2 separate regions of the Homo sapiens genome follow, and region 2 is linked to region 1. A link is a loop called in an ENCODE intact Hi-C map of the cell type or tissue named here. Cell type or tissue: lower leg skin. All regions are shown on one strand. Links, peaks and the distances in the headings refer to the core of each region. The heading gives the core; the rest is flanking DNA.

Evidence for each region. Hi-C counts contacts between places; a loop is a spot of excess contacts. Peaks named below come from ENCODE experiments on the same cell type or tissue, not always from the same donor. Only the 100,000 strongest peaks of a DNase experiment are listed, where the experiment ranks them.
Region 2: a loop joins it to region 1, with 3 times the contacts of the local background. A loop is called at or near these places in 46 of 110 quality-filtered maps.

Annotation. Positions count from the first base shown.
Region 1 is chr16:707,999-716,313 of GRCh38, reverse strand. It overlaps METRN (meteorin, glial cell differentiation regulator), which reads right to left and starts at 1,196. Exons shown (of 4, transcript NM_024042.4): 1 at 921-1,196; 2 at 330-730. The coding sequence starts at 1,024. RefSeq lists enhancers at 1-385, 386-983, 1,582-2,180 and silencers at 438-497, 598-1,027, 1,128-1,437, 4,325-4,454. In lower leg skin, for the core only: a CTCF peak has its summit at 4,462 (motif pointing left); DNase peaks (open chromatin) are centred at 1,283 and 4,418; H3K4me3 peaks cover 445 bases.
Region 2 is chr16:1,091,117-1,099,431 of GRCh38, reverse strand. It overlaps C1QTNF8 (C1q and TNF related 8), which reads left to right and starts at 3,188. Exons shown (of 5, transcript NM_207419.3): 1 at 3,188-3,276; 2 at 3,644-3,817; 3 at 4,499-4,717; 4 at 5,381-5,935. The coding sequence starts at 4,510. The coding sequence ends at 5,931. In lower leg skin, for the core only: no CTCF peak of the experiment used is centred there; no DNase peak of the experiment used is centred there.

The DNA.
Region 1 (8,315 bases), core at 34-8,033:
CCCCGGACAGCTTTGGCCGGAGGCTTCGATTCTGTCCCCACCATCTCTTCCCCCAACCGTTCAGGGACCAGAGGCCCAGGATTGCTGGGCCCGGCCTCCCCTTCCCTCCACTCTGCCCCTGCCAGCTCTTTCCAGAGATGAATCGGGAAGGGAGGGCGGGGAGGCCATCCCTCCCCAGCAGTCCCAGGCTGTGTGGCCTGACAAGCCCATCCAACCCTTGTAGCTCACTTTTTCCTTCTGCAGTGGGGCCGACAAGGCACATTCCCGCCAAGCCCAGGCAGGGTAAGACTTCGGGACTCCCACCCTGTCCCAACCAGACCGCCACTCACCGTCTACGCCGAGACCGTGGGCCTGCGGGGGCAGCTCGGGGCGCCCGTCCTCGCGCAGCTCAAAGCGGAAGGCGGCCACGCGGCGGCTGATGTCCTGGTGCGGCGTGGCCTGCAGGAAGAGGGCCCGGCGCTCGCGGGGACCCCAGCGCACGCAGCGGCCCCCTGCCGGGCCCGGGCCCTCGGCCAGCAGCAGCTCCAGGGCGCCCCCTGCGCGCTCCGCGAAGACCTGGGCGCCCGCGAAGGGCCGCACCGGCCGCAGACAGGCGATGCCGGGCCGCGCTCTGGGATCGGGGCCGCCCAGGGTCAGGCGCAGCGCCCCAGCCGGGTACAGCCACTCAACCGCGCCCTCCGCACAGGCCAGGGCCAGCTGCCCCACGCTGCCGGGCTCCTGGGTGAGGCCGCTGGGGACAGGACGGGACGGGGCGCTGAGACGGGGGCGGGTCCCCGCCCGGCGCAGCCCCCGCTCCCTCCCGAGGCCGCCTCGCGGATGGGGAAACCGGCCCAGCGCTCTGCGCGCTCCGAGGGGCGCCTGGGGGGTCCTAGCCGCAGCGCACCCCGTCCTAAGTGCGGGGACAGCCCCCCGGACCGTACCTGCCCCTCCAGCTGCAGCGCTCCTCGGAGTAGCCGGCGCGGGCAGCCGGGGCCAGGAGGCCGCAGCACAGCGCGCAGAGCAGCGCCGCGGCCGGGAACCCCATGGCACGGCGGGCGGCGTCCGGGGAGTCGGGGCTCTCACCACCGCTGCCCCGGCGGGGCGCGGGTCCGGGCGGCGGCGGGAGCAGCCGGGGGCGCCGGCCGCCCGGCCCCGGCGAAGCCCCCAAGCCCGCGGCCGCTCCGCCTGCCGCGCAGCCCCAGCGCCGGGGCCGCCTTGGAGCGGGTCGGGAAGGGGGCGGGGCCTGCGGCGTGTCGGCCAGTCGCGGCGCGGCCCGGAACTTTCCGCCAATAGCAGGCGCGGGGCGGAGCGGGGGCGGGGCCGGAGCTCGGGCGCCGCCGGAGGACTATCCCACGGTCCAAGCGCCTCGAGGGTTGGGGGGGGCCTTGGCGCGGAAGGGAGGCTCCTTGCCCGCCCCGCGCTGTGCGTCTCTCCTTCGCCGCGCCCTCACCCTGGCCTCGCCCCCCGCGCTGTCCCGATCGGAGTCCTGGAGCCTCTGATGGAGCCGAGGTTTTGATGTCCACTGGAACCTCGGGGTGGCGGTAGGGAAGGTGGCCCACCTGGTGGTTCCGCCTCGCGGGCGGCCGGGCCTGCTCCTTCCTAACACTGGGACCTGGGCCTGTTGGCCACATCCCTCCCAACCAGGTCCGGTCCTGCTGACCAGAGGCCGGTGGAGCCCCAGAGGAGAGGGGTCATGACTCCAGAGGCGGGGAAGGCCTGGCCTGGGGGCTGCGCCTTGGAGCGGGGCCAGGCCTCGGGTTTTGGTAAGGCCGTCTGCAGGAGGGGGTCCTGCTGAAGAGCGCGCAGCCCGCAGGCTTAGGCCCCTTTCCTCAGACCTAGCGGCACCCCATAGTTGCCGGATGACCGACCCCGGGCCAGACGGGGCTCCTGGAGGGGCGTGAATGGAGCAGCCACGGGCACCCCTGCAGGCCTGCAGCACGTGGAGACACAGGAGCTGGGAGGACACCCCTGGGCCACAGGAGCAGCCCCCACCAAGATGAAACAAGCAGAAACAGGCGATTCGCAAACACACTGTAGCCTCAGGCTGGAGCAGTGTGGGATTCCCAGCATCCGGGACTGCTGAGTTGGCCTGATGGGAGGAAGTGGGCAGTGGCTGGCCAGGTGGACAGGAAGAGAATGGGGGAGAGCAGACAGCCTGGGTCAAGGGCCTGAGGAAGGAGCTCTTGGCAGCCCAGTGAAACCCCAGGGCATGGGTGGTGGGTGGGGACGACAGGTCAGATCACAGAAGGCCTAAGGCACAAGCAAAGGGGTCCCACTACATACTGAACCCCTTACGGACGACAGAAGCTTTAGCCGGGGACTGCAAGGACCAGCATAGACTGTGCAGCCTGAAGATGTGAACATTCCGTCCCCTGCCCCCAAACCTCCTGCCACCCGGCGCTCGAAACTCATGGTGGACAGATGAGTTCACCAGTGGCAGTCGGACAGATGAGGCCAGATGGCTCAGTGGCAGTGGGAGGCTGGATCCCACTGACCAGGCCCTCCCTCAACCCCAGGGCCCTCCCAGGCCAAACAGGAACAAGGCGCCTACTGGGCTCGGCCAGCCCCTTGCTCTGGGCGAGGTGCAGGTCAGAAGTAGCCATCACAATCCCCAAAAGGTGGAAGACTCCCAAAGGCCTGTCTGCAGCTGAGTGGACAAGCAAGTGCAGTGGGTCCATTTTTTTTTTTTTTTTTGAGACGGAATCTCGTTCTGTCGCCCAGGCTGGAGTGCAGTGGCTCGATCTCGGCTCACTGCAACCTCTGCCTCCTGGGTTCATGCCATTCTCCTGCCTCAGCCTCCCGAGCAGCTGAGACTACAGGCGCCCGCCACCACACCCGGCTAAATTTTTGTATTTTTTCTTTTTTTAGTAGAGAGGGTGTTTCACCGTGTTAGCCAGGATGGTCTCGATCTCCTGACCTCGTGATCTGCCCGCCTTGGCCTCCCAAAGTGCTGGGATTACAGATGTGAGCCACCGCGCCCGGCCTCTTTTTTTTTTTTTTTTTTTTTTTTTTTTTTGAGATGGAGTTTCGCTCTTTGCCCAGTCTGGAGTGCAATGGCGCGATCTTGGCTCACTGCAACCTCCACCTCCTGGGTTCAAGCGATTCTCCTGCGTCAGCCTCCCGAGCAGCTGGGATTACAGGCATGTGCCATCATGCCGGCTAATTTTGTATTTTTAGTAGAGACGAGGTTTCTCCATGCTGGTCAGGCTGGTCTTGAACTCCCGACCTCAGGTGATCCGCCCACCTCAGCCTCCCAAAGTGTTGGGATTACAGGCATGAGCCACGGCACCCCCTGGCGGTGGGTCCATTATTAAGCCATAAAAAGGAATGAAGTTCTGGTCCCTTGACACCCGCTACAGCCTGGATGAGCCTGGAGGCTTATGCGCTGAGCAAAATAAGCCAGAGACAAAAGGACAAACACTGTTGGATTCCACTTCTGTGAGTCACCTTAGAGTAGTCACGGTCATGAGGACAGAAAGTGGAGCAGGGGCTGGGGAGGGGAATGAGGGATTGGAGCTTAATGGGGACAGAATTCAGGAGCTTGATTACACAACACAAATGTACTCAACAGTACGGAACTGCACACTTTAAAATGGGTAAAATGGTAGATGTTATGATGTATATCTTACAATTAAAAATAAAAATTGTCAAGGCGCAGCGGCTCCCACCTGTAATTTCAGCAGTTTGGGAGGCCAAGGCAGGGAGATCACAAGGTCGGGAGTTCGAGACCAGCCTGGCCAACATGGTGAAACCCCATCTCTACTAAAAATACAAAAATTAGCTGGACGTGGTGGCGCACGCCTGCAGTCCTAGCTACTTGGGAGGCTGAGACAGGAGAACCGCTTGAACCCGGGAGGTGGAGGTTGCAGTGAGCTGAGATCAGGCCACTGCACTCCAGCCTGGGTGACAGAGTGAGAGTCTGTCTCATAAAAATTAATTAATTAATTACATAAAAATTAAGGCCGGGTGTGGCAGCTCCTGCCTGTAATCTCAGCACTTTGGGAGGCTGAGGCAGGATGATCGCTTGACATCAGGAGTTCAAGACCAGCCTGGCCAACATGTTGAAACCCCAACTCCACTAAAACTACAAAAATTAGCTGGGTGCAGCAGCTCATGCATGTAGTCTTAGCACTTTGGGAGGCTGTGGCAGGAGGATTGCTTAAGCCCAGGAGGGTGAGGCTGCAGTGAGCTGTGATTGCACCACTGCACTCCAACCAGGGCGACAGAAGAGACCCTGTCTCAATAAAAATTAAAAAATAAATAAATAAAATATAAAAATCGTAAAGGTTAAAGGGTAGACTCGGCCTGGGGCTGAGCACATGAGGTGCTCGCAGAGGTGGGGAGAGGCACACGGGTCGGCCGCTGCAGCCACCCAGCCGTCCAGGGCTGCTGCCGCTTGGCGGTCCCCGGGTCAGCACGGTGGGCTCCAGGCGCCCTCTGGTGGCGGCGTGAGGGTCAGCCCCAGACACCCTCCTGACAGCCTGGGCCCCGGACTTCTCCCCAGGCCTCCTCCAGAGAGGGGCCAGTGTCTGTGGTTGGAGGGAGGGGTTCCTGGGGTGACCTGGTCTGGAATGGCACATGCCTGGCCCCGAGTTGACGCCTCAACCCCGGGCGTCCCTGCCTCCTCCCCAGCCTCATCTCCGGGGATCCGGTGCCAATGCAGCCACCCACAGGAGAAGCCCTGGACACACACCCCTTTTCCTCACAGCCCCCGGCCCCACCCAGGAAAGCACCTGGCATCAGTGAGTGCTGTGCTGCCTACAGGAGGGGCCTGGAAGGCCGAGTCTGTCCTCAGTTGCTATGGGTACAGGACCCGACTTGCCAGGGTGCTGGTGCTCAGTAAATACCAGCAGACTAAGTGGGGGGTGGCTGGGCGGAGGAGTGCCTGGAAGGCATCCCCAAGCTTAGGTGATGCCGTGGCTGTCTGTGCTGTTTGGGGGCCCCCTCAAGTGCCCCAAGCCCCAGACCCTTGAGTGCCCTGAAACCCCAGAAGGGGCCTCTCTCCATTTCCACCCAAGTCAGAACGCGACAGCAGCAAGACATACTCAAGTCAGACAAAAGGAAGAACTTCCCTGAGGCTTTGTTTCAGAAACCTTGGGCCTAGCGCGTGAGGCCACCCCTGGAGAGTGCAGAGTCTGGGACAATCATCTCTCCCGCCTGCGGGTCAGCCTGGCCGTGGCCAAACACAGACGCCATATCACAAGGCCCCTCAGCCCAAGGCAGGGCGGCCAGCCTCACAGCTTGTCCCGAAGCCTGAGACTTGGTTTCTGTTCCTGTCTTGCCCAGAGGGCCCTTGGAGCTGCAGCCTGAGGGGGTGCTGGGGTGGGGGCGGTCGAGACCCTGGTCACTGCCACATGGTTCCCACCTTCGGCCACTGCGTTCTCCCCCCAGACACAGGTTCCGGCCCGTGGAGGACACCAGTGCTGCATTTGCCATGAGCTGGGCCCCAGCAGTGCGTGGCACAGGCAGCCCACGTCCCGCAGGGGAGCGGCTGCGGACAGGTGGCTGCGCCACGGAGTGCCGAACAACCCGCTGGGGACACCACAGTGCCGGGCACAGAATAGCAGCTGTCACGGCCAGGGCAGGAGCTGGCTGGCTGGGGCCCTGGGGGAGCAACATCAAGGACGAGGGGAGTTGATGGGGGGGCAGGAAGGGAGCCCCAACCCTGGGGAGAAGAGGGGCAAAGGCCCTGAGGCAGACAGAACTTCGAGTAAACCAGGAACCACAGAGGGTGAGCCCTGGGGGCTCCTTGTTTGCTTGAAGCTCCATCTGCCTCAGAGCCTTTGACCTGCTGCAAAGGGGAGGCGGGTAAGGCCGGCCCCACCCAGCCCATCTGCCCTGAGGGAGTTGGGGAGTTTGGACGCACCGGTGAACAGGATCCCCCAGGAAATGGGGAGGAAGCCTAGAGAGAAGGGCCAGATCGTAGGCCAAGACCCCCGCCTGTGTCTCTGTTCACTGGCAGCGGAGCGAGGAGAGAGGTGTGGGCTGACCTGAAGCCAGCGCCTCCTGTGTCCCCAGCTGAGCCCTGCACGGGATTGGCCAAATGTGCTGCTCTGCGGCCGCCCTGCTGCCCCCTCCCTGGGTGGAGCTGGGGTCTGGGACAGTGAAGATGGCTCCCACAGCTGAGGGGCACTGGGTGCCAAGAGCCTGCCAGACCCTGGGCCACCCAGAAACATGCTCTGATAGTGCAGCTGTGAGCACTGGCCTGCGTCCCCTCTACCCAGCCGACCTATGAGGCTCAGGGTGCTTGGGGGCCCATCAAGGACATAGTCCTAGCTGCCGACTCATCCAGGCAGCCTGCACAACCCCTGGCTCCCCTCCACCGGCCACCTGCCCCCCTGCACAGGCAGGATCCGGCCTCGCCCACCCACAGGCCTGCACCTCCGGGCCCACGGCAGCAAGATTCCTATCTTGGGGATGCTTTCCTCCCTTTGCCGAGAGACCCACCCCCCCACACCTTGCCTCTCTTCAAGGAGCCGAAAATGCAGCTGCCGACTGATTTGCTGTGGAGCTAAAAATAACTGCCGGGCTCCAGCCAGGGCCCAGGAAAATATCCCATTGCTAGGAGACAACCGTTGCCGGGAGACCGCCATTGCTAGGCGACGCGTGTTGCTATGGTGATGGCTGGGCCCTGAGTCATCCTTAGCCTTGATAGGGGGCGAGCCAGGCAGGGAGCAGAGCTGGGGGGCATCAGAGAAATCCCACCGCCCATGGCACTCAGGGCACCCCTAATGGCTGTGAGGTTCTCATGCCTATGGGTGCCCATTCTGGCTGTGGAGGGGTCGGGACGGCCAAACATACCCACAGCCTGCTGCTTCACATGGATGATCCTGGGTGCTCTCGGGCTGTGCTCCAGGCAGGGGGCAGGGGCAGTGTGTGGGGGGATGGTGGCGTGGCCATCTGGCCCCCGGAGCAATCACTTTGCTCTCCAGTGTGGGGATATCACCACAGGTGCAGAGCTGAAGTGAATGTGGGTCCCCTTGCAGTCCTCCAAAGTCTCAGGGCAAGATGTACCAGCAGCCTCTGGTCCTCATCCCCATGGCTCCAGAGTGCCCTCCCAGCCACCTAGATGGGAGACTCCTCAGTGCTGAGGCATCAAGGCAAGGGGTGGTCCCGGTGAAGTATGCTCCTGGTAGGGGTTCTGCAGGAGAGGGGCTCTCCAGGTGAGGGGTGCTCCAGGTGAGGGGTGCTCCAGGTGAGGGGGTGCTCCAGATGAGGGTGCTCCGGGTAACAGGGTGCTCCAGGTAACAGGGTGCTCCAGGTGACGGTTCTCCAGGTGAGAAGGTGCTCCAGATGAGGGTTTTCCAGGTGAGGGTGCCCCGGGTAACAGGGTGCTCCAGGTGAGGGTTCTCTAGGTGAGAGGATGCTCCAACTGAGGGTGCTTCAGGTGAGGGGTGCTCCAGGAAAGGAGTGCTCTGGATGAGGGTTCTCCAGGTGAGGGGTGCTCCAGGTGCCCTCCGGAGCCAAGGCACATACCGCCTCCCATATCAGTCTCCAGGACCAATGGAGGGGTGCGGGCCTGAGCGGTATCCACATCCCCCAGAGGAGATCGAAGTCTGCTGAGCAGCCCCCTTTGTCCAAGCCACTTCCCTCTGGGGTGTGAGCTGTTCTCCAAAGGTATCCTCTACAAGGGCCTCCCGCCACAGGAGGCGATCCAAACTGCTGGTGCCAGTCACCTTTCATGCTGCTGACGCATCGCTGTCTCCCTCATTCGCCAAATTTGCCATGCACCTGTGACGTACTGAGATGGAGGCTCAGTGCCCAGGGACAGGGTGGTGGGGAAGAAGACCGCACCCTGGCCCTCAGCAGGCACAGTCAGCCAATAGCTCATCAAATGCACCATCAGACACCAGGCAGACACAGGCTGAGAAAAGAAGGTCCTTGGTGCTGGGGAGGTGAGGACACGGGTCTGTGGCCCTGTCCTCCTGAGGGAGGGCACCTAGGGGAGAATACATTAGCCAAGGTCTGAAAGGCAAGTAGTCACCCAGGTACAGGTGGCAAGGGAGTGCTCCAGGCAAGGGGCCAGGAGAGGAGTGCTCCAGGCGAGAGGTGCTCTAAGGGAGGGGTGCTCCACATGAGGAAATGCTCCAGGAAGGGGTGCTCCAGGGGAGGGGTGCTGCAGGGGAGCTCCAGGTGAAGGGAGGGGTGCTCCAGGTGAGGGGTGCCCCAGGTGAAGGGTGCTCCAGGTGAAGGGAGGGGCACACCAGGTTAGGGATGGGGCACTCTCCTGGCCCCAGAAGAAGGCCAGTGTGGCTGAAGCTTCATCCTCAAGGGGCCAGGTATAGAGCGAGGCTGTGGGCCAGCCGTGCCAGGCACTCAGGGCTGTGCAGTCTTCA
Region 2 (8,315 bases), core at 204-8,203, 380 kb before region 1:
AGGGCCCGACTCTCATTCTTTGGGGCCATTAAAATTCACCCTGGGTGCTGTTGCCACTGGGTCTGAGCAGCCAGGAACAGAGAAGAGGACCCAGCGTGGAGCCTCACCCGGGGGCTGCAGGCAGCTCATGTCCTGTGCACGCAGCCCCTCAAAGCTGCTCAAGAGCACCAGACGGTCTGGAGCAGTGACCTGCCGGGGGAACGAGGAACCGCCTCTCTGCAGTCCCCCTGGCATGGGGGGGCCTGGAGCCAGGCAGAAGCTGGTGAACTCAAAGGCCCCTGAGCCACGGGAGGCTCCTGGGTGGGGGCTTCACTCCCTGCCACCTGGGACACCATGGCCAGGGAGGGGGAGGGTGTGGGTGGGTGGCAGCTGCAGGAGGGGTGGCCTGGCACTGCCCCATCCCGCATCCAGGGCTCTGGGTGGAACTCAGACCCCGTGCCAGCCTCCGTGGGTGTGGGTTTGGGGTGAGGTCCCCGTGCCGTGTCTGCTCCAGCCCCACAGGGAGCTGCCGGCTGCTGTCACCTCCTGTGGCGGCTCATCACATGTACTCTCGGCCAGTGGCCATTAAGAGCCTTGGGAGATAATGGTCCCTCCGCGCCGGCCGCGCACTCAGGCCTCATTATTGCCCAGGCCCAGGCAGCGCTCTGGCATGTCCCCTCGGGGAGGGGGTGGCTGATGAGAAGCCGAGGGTTGGGGCACGGGGGAGGGGGCCTGGAAGGAGTCGCTGAGGCTGGCTGGTGGCACCAGCCTGGGAACACGGAGCCAGGCGCTGTTCCGAGCACAAGGCAGGTTCCAATGTCAGGCCTCACGTGCACTTTACAGCTGGGGACACTGAGCCCAGGGGTCCCTGCGCCCACTGTGCTCCCACGTCAGGGCCAGGCTGATGGCTGCAGCAATGGGGGCGACTCCCCGGCTGGAGAGGGGCCAACACCCCCGCCCCCAATTTCCTGACCTCCCCACTCCCCCACGTGCAGGCAGACCACTGGACTAGGGCACGCGGGGGCCGCCCGCCTTGTGCTGAAAAAGGAGGCCCAGACTTTCGCAGTCTAGTAGTAAAATCCTGAAACCCAGGGATGGAGCCCTCCCCACTTTCTGGGTGGACCCCAAACGCCTTCCTTTAGAAAGATCATCCACTCCTCTCGGGGGCTGAGTGAGCCCAGGCGTCCAGGAGCCCCCAGTCTGTACAGCAGGGAGCTGAAGGCTGGGAGAGAGGGGTGGAGTCGGGGGTCTTGCTGAGGCCCCCTCCCCCAGTGCCTGGCACCTCCACCCGCACCTCACTGGCACAAGCGCCCCGCAGCACGGAGAGGGGGCGGCCCTCCCGGGGCCCGCCTGGGACGCTGCTGGGTGTCTGTGGGGGGTGGGCCCCAGGGCACCCGGCAGCAGCCGCTCCCCCGTCGCCACGGCAATGCCGCGGTCATGCCTGGCCAGGGCTATTTCTGTCCAGGAGACATGCTGTCCTGCCCCACTGAGTCACCCCCCGCGCTCCCTGCCCACCCCACTCAGGCCTGGCCTGCAGCTTCTGTGCCACATAGTTCAGGCATCGGCCCTGCCAGCCGCCTGCCCAGACGGACTCTCCCCAGGACGGGTCATCCCGGGCCACCCGAACCCAAGGGACCCAAAGGCACCCTTCCCGGGCCGTTCACCCACCCCTCAGCCTCCCTCCACCCTGCTCTGTGCGTGGGGAGGCTCTGGGACCTGCCCTCAAGGGGGACTGTCAGGAACATGCCTCTCTTTTTAGGGGGCAGTTCTGCTGGCGTCGGGGGGCACTGAGGGGCACAGGGTTCCCTGTGTCTAGGCCTCAGGGACGCTCTGGATACTTCTGAGCTCCATGGGTGCCCATTTCACGGGCATGGGAGGCTGAGGCTCAGACCCAGGGCACAGCAGAGTGTGGGCGTCCGCCCGTCTTTCTCTGCAAGCCCCAGGAGCACACTGTCCCACTGGGACACATCTGCAGAGCTGTGTTCTCGCCGCCCAGGGCACAGCCACGCTGAGCCGGCTCGGTCGGATGCAGGTGCCATAGTCACAGGCGCTCAGGTCTTCACACCCCATCTGTGTCACCACAGCCAACAGGGTGAAGATGGCTGTCCCCAGAGGGGGCCGCTGGGCCTAGTGGGTGCCGCTGCCAAGGGTGAGCTGTCACCGCCCAGGGCCACCTGGAGGGGGGAGCCTGGAACCGGCTACAGCTGGTGCGGTCCCCACCACAGCCCTCCCCAGCCCGTTGCCCGCAGCCTGGCACACGAAGCTCCCACAGGGGGGACCCCTTGGTCTCCCCTCACCTCCTGTCCTCCTTTCCTCCTCGGTCTTTAGCATGGGGGTGCTGAGGGCCAGGCCAAGCTGAGGGGCTGCGGGGAGAGCGGGACCCCAGGTCGCACACAAATCTGCCGAGGGGACTGAGCCAGCTCGGGGCCCCTCCCCGCCCACAGCCTGCTTTCAGGCAAGGCCGCCACAATTCTCCTGCCACGTCCAGCACCTCCCACAACAGGGGCCGGCTTGTGGAGGAAGGACCTGTGGGGAATGGCCGCGTGTCCGTGTCCAGAGGCCCAGGGTCGGAGCGGGACAAGGCCAAGGTGCTGTGTGGGCTTGGCCTGGGGCCCACAGAGAATGGAGCCCCCGCCCGCTGAGGCCTGGGAGGCCTAGAAGTCATTCCCGCGAGTCGTCCGGCCCAGTCCTTATCCGCTGAGAGGCGGGGCTGGTGCGGGGCCTCCCCAGGGGTGTCATGAGGGAATGAAGAGACCCCACGGAGCCTGGGGAGGCTGCGCTCCTGGGCTCCATCCAGCCTGGCTTCCCCGCCAGCAGCATGAGGGCTGTGCGTCACCCGGTGGCTTGGTGGCCATGGGGGCCCCGTGCAGCATGGAGGCCCTGGTCTGGGCCCCGAACACGGGCCTCGGCCTACAGCCCCCCCGCCGGGCCCGCCCAGCCACAGCTTCCATCTGCCTGCTTCTCCTCAGGGCGCCGCACCCCAGGCGGGCAGCAGGCTTGGTTTCCCGATGGAGGAGAGCTGCGTGCCCACGGCACCATCCCCCAACCCAGCCGGCCAAGACGCCGGGCCCCAGCCCCGCTCATGGGCACGGGGCTGGCAGGAGGACCCTGGGGCCGCGAGGCAGGCTTCGCAGTGGACACAGGGGCCCTGCCAGGATCCTGTCCAGGGCTCGGCGGAGCTGGCCTCTCGGCCTGTTGCTCTTGGACAGCCCAGAGGAAGCCACGGGCGCCCAGGCGGGCATGAAAGGGCTCTTTGACGGCTGGGTTGCTGGGACAGTAACACAGACGGCCGGCCAGGCAGGGAGCATCCCTGAGACGGTAACAGGAAGCACAGGGCCTGGGGCTGGTTGTGGGAGTCTTCACAGCCGCCCTGGGCAGGTCGGGCTCCCCCTGAACCCCAGCGGAGCATGATCCAGCCCTGATTGTCTGCCAGGCAGGGCCAGGGGCTGGGACGGCCGGGAACTCCGTGGGGGCTCCTGCAGGCCTCCGTGCATGCACACACCCACTCCTGCCAGGCTCCCTCTGCCGGAGGAGTCCAGGGGGGCTCTTGTGGTGTCCAGTGGGGCCAGGGGGTGAGTCAGGGTCTGCTGAGCTCATGGGGAGGCAGGCAGAGGGTGTCTCAACTGCCAGAGACATTCCACCCACCTGGAATGACCCACTGCAGGAGGAAGGACCTTGCCCTGTGCTACAATCCCAGAGGGCTTCCTGAAGGAGGCAGCCTAGATCTTTGTCCAGCAGAGCCCATCTTCAGGGAATATTGAGGATCCCGACCCGTGCACCTGCCCTAGCGGAAGACACTCCTGGCCAAGCCTCCAGATGTGGCTGTGAGGGGAGTGGGGTAGGCAAGGCCCACCTGGCAGGGGGGCCAGGCTTGTTGGGGCAGCTGCTGTTGGGAGGGGGCCTACCTTGCTCAGGGGGACCCAGGTTGGCTCTGGCTTCCCCTCGGCACCAAGGTGGGACCATCCTTCCCTAGTCTGGGGGAGGCAGAGGAGTGGCCTCCCGAGGCCCCTGCAGGCCCTGCCCTGGGGGCTCCGGACGAGAGGCTCTCTGGGCCTGGCTGAGACGGTGCCTCTGTGCACTGTGCAGGGCCCCCCACCCCAGGCCAGCCTTGGGGGGCCTTTCCCTGGAGCAGACCAGCCACCACGCCCCAGGGCTCTGCCCAGCCACAGTGGGTGGGGCCTTGGGCGGCTACCCGCTCCTGAGTTTAGAGGGCTGTCTCAGAGACCTCTGTGTCCCACAACGGCTTCCCCACCATCTGCCGGGTGTGGGGGCCCCAGCTTTGGGGACCAGGACTCCCCGACTCCAGGTGTGCAGGGTGCCTGGTGCGGCCCAGAGTGTAGCAGCCCCTGAGCCTCGGCCTTGGCCTCACCCACTGGGCCAGGACCGTCCGTGCCCAGGCAGAAGCTCCCGCCTCCACTGGCTGTATTCCCAACGGGGGCAGGGCCGGGCTGCCGTAGGGTCTGGGGGCTCCAGCTGGGGCACCTCCTTCTCAGTCCCTCCCCTCTTTCCTCTCCCCCAGCCCTGGCCAAGATGGCAGCCCCCGCCCTGCTGCTCCTAGCACTGCTGCTGCCCGTGGGGGCCTGGCCCGGGCTGCCCAGGAGGCCCTGTGTGCACTGCTGCCGCCCGGCCTGGCCCCCTGGACCCTATGCCCGGGTGAGTGACAGGGACCTGTGGAGGGGGGACCTGTGGAGGGGGCTGCCTCGAGTACGGCCCACTATAGACATCGAAATCCTCAAAGGTGAGGCCCGTGGGTGCTGCCTGCATGCTCCCCCACCAGGACCCAACAGCCCACAGGGAGTGGGGAGCACCTGGGGCTTGGGAGGAGGGGCGGGAGGGGCACGCTGAGCACCAGTGTCTGCCCTGGCAGCGCTCCCTGCACAGGGACCCCTGGGCTCCCCCCGCAAGCAGGAAGAAGCCTGGCTTGGGGAGGGACCCATGAACCAAAGTGGGGTGCTGAGGATCCTGGGGAAGGGGGCCAGGGTTCCTGAGATCCCCAAAGTAGCAGCCCCTTGGGAAGGGAGCCTGGGCAGCCCGCTTGCTCTGAGACCCCTTGACACGGCTGCGCTGTCCCGAAGGCTGTACTAAGGTTAGGCTTGGGTAGGACCTTCCCAGCCTTCTCATTCTTTAACACCCAACGCAGACCGTAGCTGGCCCTGACCACCCATGTCCCCACCCTCTCGGTGGGGACGGCCTTGCCACAGGCCTTGGTCTAGCCACACCTTTGGAGAACGGCTTCTCCCCATCTTACAGACGTGGACGCGGAGACTGGGAGAGGGGCCGTCACTTGCAAAGAGTGTGTCCTTACAGTGACCCTTGAGCCCCAGCCCCTGGCCTGGGTGCTGGAATGGGGGAGGCCTGCCCAGCCCGGCCCCGACCCGTGGCTTTCGTTTGTCCCCTGCAGGTGAGAAGGGTGAGGCCGGCGTCCGAGGTCGGGCCGGCAGGAGCGGGAAAGAGGGGCCGCCAGGCGCCCGGGGCCTGCAGGGCCGCAGAGGCCAGAAGGGGCAGGTGGGGCCGCCGGGCGCCGCGTGCCGACGTGCCTACGCCGCCTTCTCCGTGGGCCGGCGCGAGGGCCTGCACAGCTCCGACCACTTCCAGGCGGTGCCCTTCGACACGGAGCTGGTGAACCTGGACGGCGCCTTCGACCTGGCCGCGGGCCGCTTCCTCTGCACGGTGCCCGGCGTCTACTTCCTCAGCCTCAACGTGCACACCTGGAACTACAAGGAGACCTACCTGCACATCATGCTGAACCGGCGGCCCGCGGCCGTGCTCTACGCGCAGCCCAGCGAGCGCAGCGTCATGCAGGCCCAGAGCCTGATGCTGCTGCTGGCGGCGGGCGACGCCGTCTGGGTGCGCATGTTCCAGCGCGACCGGGACAACGCCATCTACGGCGAGCACGGAGACCTCTACATCACCTTCAGCGGCCACCTGGTCAAGCCGGCCGCCGAGCTGTAGCCGGGTGAGGGGCCCCGCGGCTGAGCACCGGGCGCGCGCGCGCGTGTGTGTGTGTGTCTGTGTGTGTGTGTGTGGGGGTGGGTGTGGGTGTGTGTGTGTGGGTGGGTGTGGGTGTGGTGGGGTGGGCGGGCAGCGGAGCTTCAGCGCCGACTGTGTGCAGTGATTTGTTGAGCGCTGACTGTGTGCAGGGATTGGTTGAGCGCCGACTGTGTGCAGTGATTTGTTGAGCGCCGACTGTGTGCAGGGATTGGTTGAGCGCCGACTGTGTGCTGTGATTGGTTGAGCGCCGACTGTGTGCTGTGATTGGTTGAGCGCCGACTGTGTGCAGGGATTGATTGAGCGCCGACTGTGTGCTGTGATTTGTTGAGCACCGACTGTGTGCAGGGATTGGTTGAGCGCCGACTGTGTGCTGTGATTGGTTGAGCGCCGACTGTGTGCAGTGATTGGTTGAGCGCCGACTGTGTGCAGGGATTGGTTGAGCGCCGACTGTGTGCAGGGATTGATTGAGCGCCGACTGTGTGCAGGGATTGGTTGAGCGCCGACTGTGTGCTGTGATTGGTTGAGCGCCGACTGTGTGCAGTGATTTGTTGAGCGCCGACTGTGTGCAGGGATTGGTTGAGCGCCGACTGTGTGCAGGGATTGATTGAGCGCCGACTGTGTGCTGTGATTGGTTGAGCGCCGACTGTGTGCAGGGATTGGTTGAGTGCCGACTGTGTGCTGTGATTGGTTGAGCGCCGACTGTGTGCTGTGATTGGTTGAGCGCCGACTGTGTGCTGTGATTGGTTGAGCGCCGACTGTGTGCAGGGATTGGTTGAGCGCCGACTGTGTGCTGTGATTGGTTGAGCGCCGACTGTGTGCTGTGATTGGTTGAGCGCCGACTGTGTGCAGTGATTTGTTGAGCGCCGACTGTGTGCAGGGATTGGTTGAGCGCCGACTGTGTGCAGGGATTGATTGAGCGCCGACTGTGTGCTGTGATTGGTTGAGCGCCGACTGTGTGCAGGGATTGGTTGAGTGCCGACTGTGTGCTGTGATTGGTTGAGCGACGACTGTGTGCTGTGATTGGTTGAGTGCCGACTGTGTGCAGTGATTGATTGAGCGCCGACTGTGTGCAGGGATTGGTTGTGCCCCGACTGTGTGCAGGGATTGATTGAGCGCCGACTGTGTGCAGGGATTGATTGAGCGCCGACTGTGTGCAGGGACTGATTGAGTGCCAGCTGTGTGCAGGGATTGATTGAGTGCCGACTGTGTGCAGGGACTGGGCCATGTGGAGTGCTGGGTGTGTTGGGAGCAAGTCTGACCCGCACCTGCCCTCACAGGGGCTGGCGCACAGGAAAGGACCACATGAAGCCACATGGACGGAGGCCTGTGGTACTGGGTGTGCGGTGGGCGTAGCCAGGTGGTAGAGCGAGCTGGGTGCCTCCTCATGGGGTGGTCGGAGCCCGGTTGCTCACCCAGGTACTCGCCCTCACGGCCGAGGGGCCATTCTGCTTATAAAAGCTGTGCCAGGCACCCTTGCTGAGGAGACATTCATTCGACATTGCGTATTTGCCAAGCACCTGCCCGGTGTGGATGGACCCAGGGGAGGCCAAAAGGGTGGAAGGAAGACGGTCACTTCCAGGCGGTGTGAGGGGCACCCAGCACTCACGGTGGCCGGGAGGGTGGGGCTGCTCTAGTGGTGGCTTGTCCTTGGCAGGAAACACGCGGCTGAGCGCAGGGGGTCAGTTTTGGGGGCTCATGGGTCCTCAGTCTGTCTGAATGTGTGGGGGCTGGAGGAAGATTGGACCCTGATGGGCACCAGAGCCGGAGGAAGCCTCAGACCCCCACGGAGTTGCCTTATGCTTAGACAGGGATGAAAGTCAGGTCCACATGGCCTGGCTGCAGTTGTGGGGGCAGAGAGGGCCCCATTTGGGAGTGTGGGTGGGTCGGTCCCTCCAGGCAAGAGGCTGGCCCAGCTCTGGTCACTGGAAGCCTCTGTTACCCTCCCCGGCTGGAGCAGCTGTGGCCCCTCCCGGAAGCTCTCCCAGCCACGTGCTCACTTGTCTCTGGAACCACCTCCACCTGACCTGGGCCTCCCTCCCCCTCTTCCCAGCCCCTCCGGCCCAGCCTCCCACGCACCGCCTCCTCCTCCTTGGTGTGCTATTTGTGGCAGCGCGGCCACTGGGCCCGGGCAGGAGCAGCATCAGGAGCAGCTCAGCCATGCTGCCTGGAACCCTCACAAGGCCTTCCATAAAGCATCCCCGGGTGGGGGCAGGAGAGCCCCCACAGGTGCACCCAGCGTGGGCTCATGGGGGCCCATGGGTGCCGAACAGATGAAGGGATGCGGGGTCCCAGGTGCCCCCACGGCCCCTTGATCCTTGTCCACTCTGGGACATCCCGGCCCATGG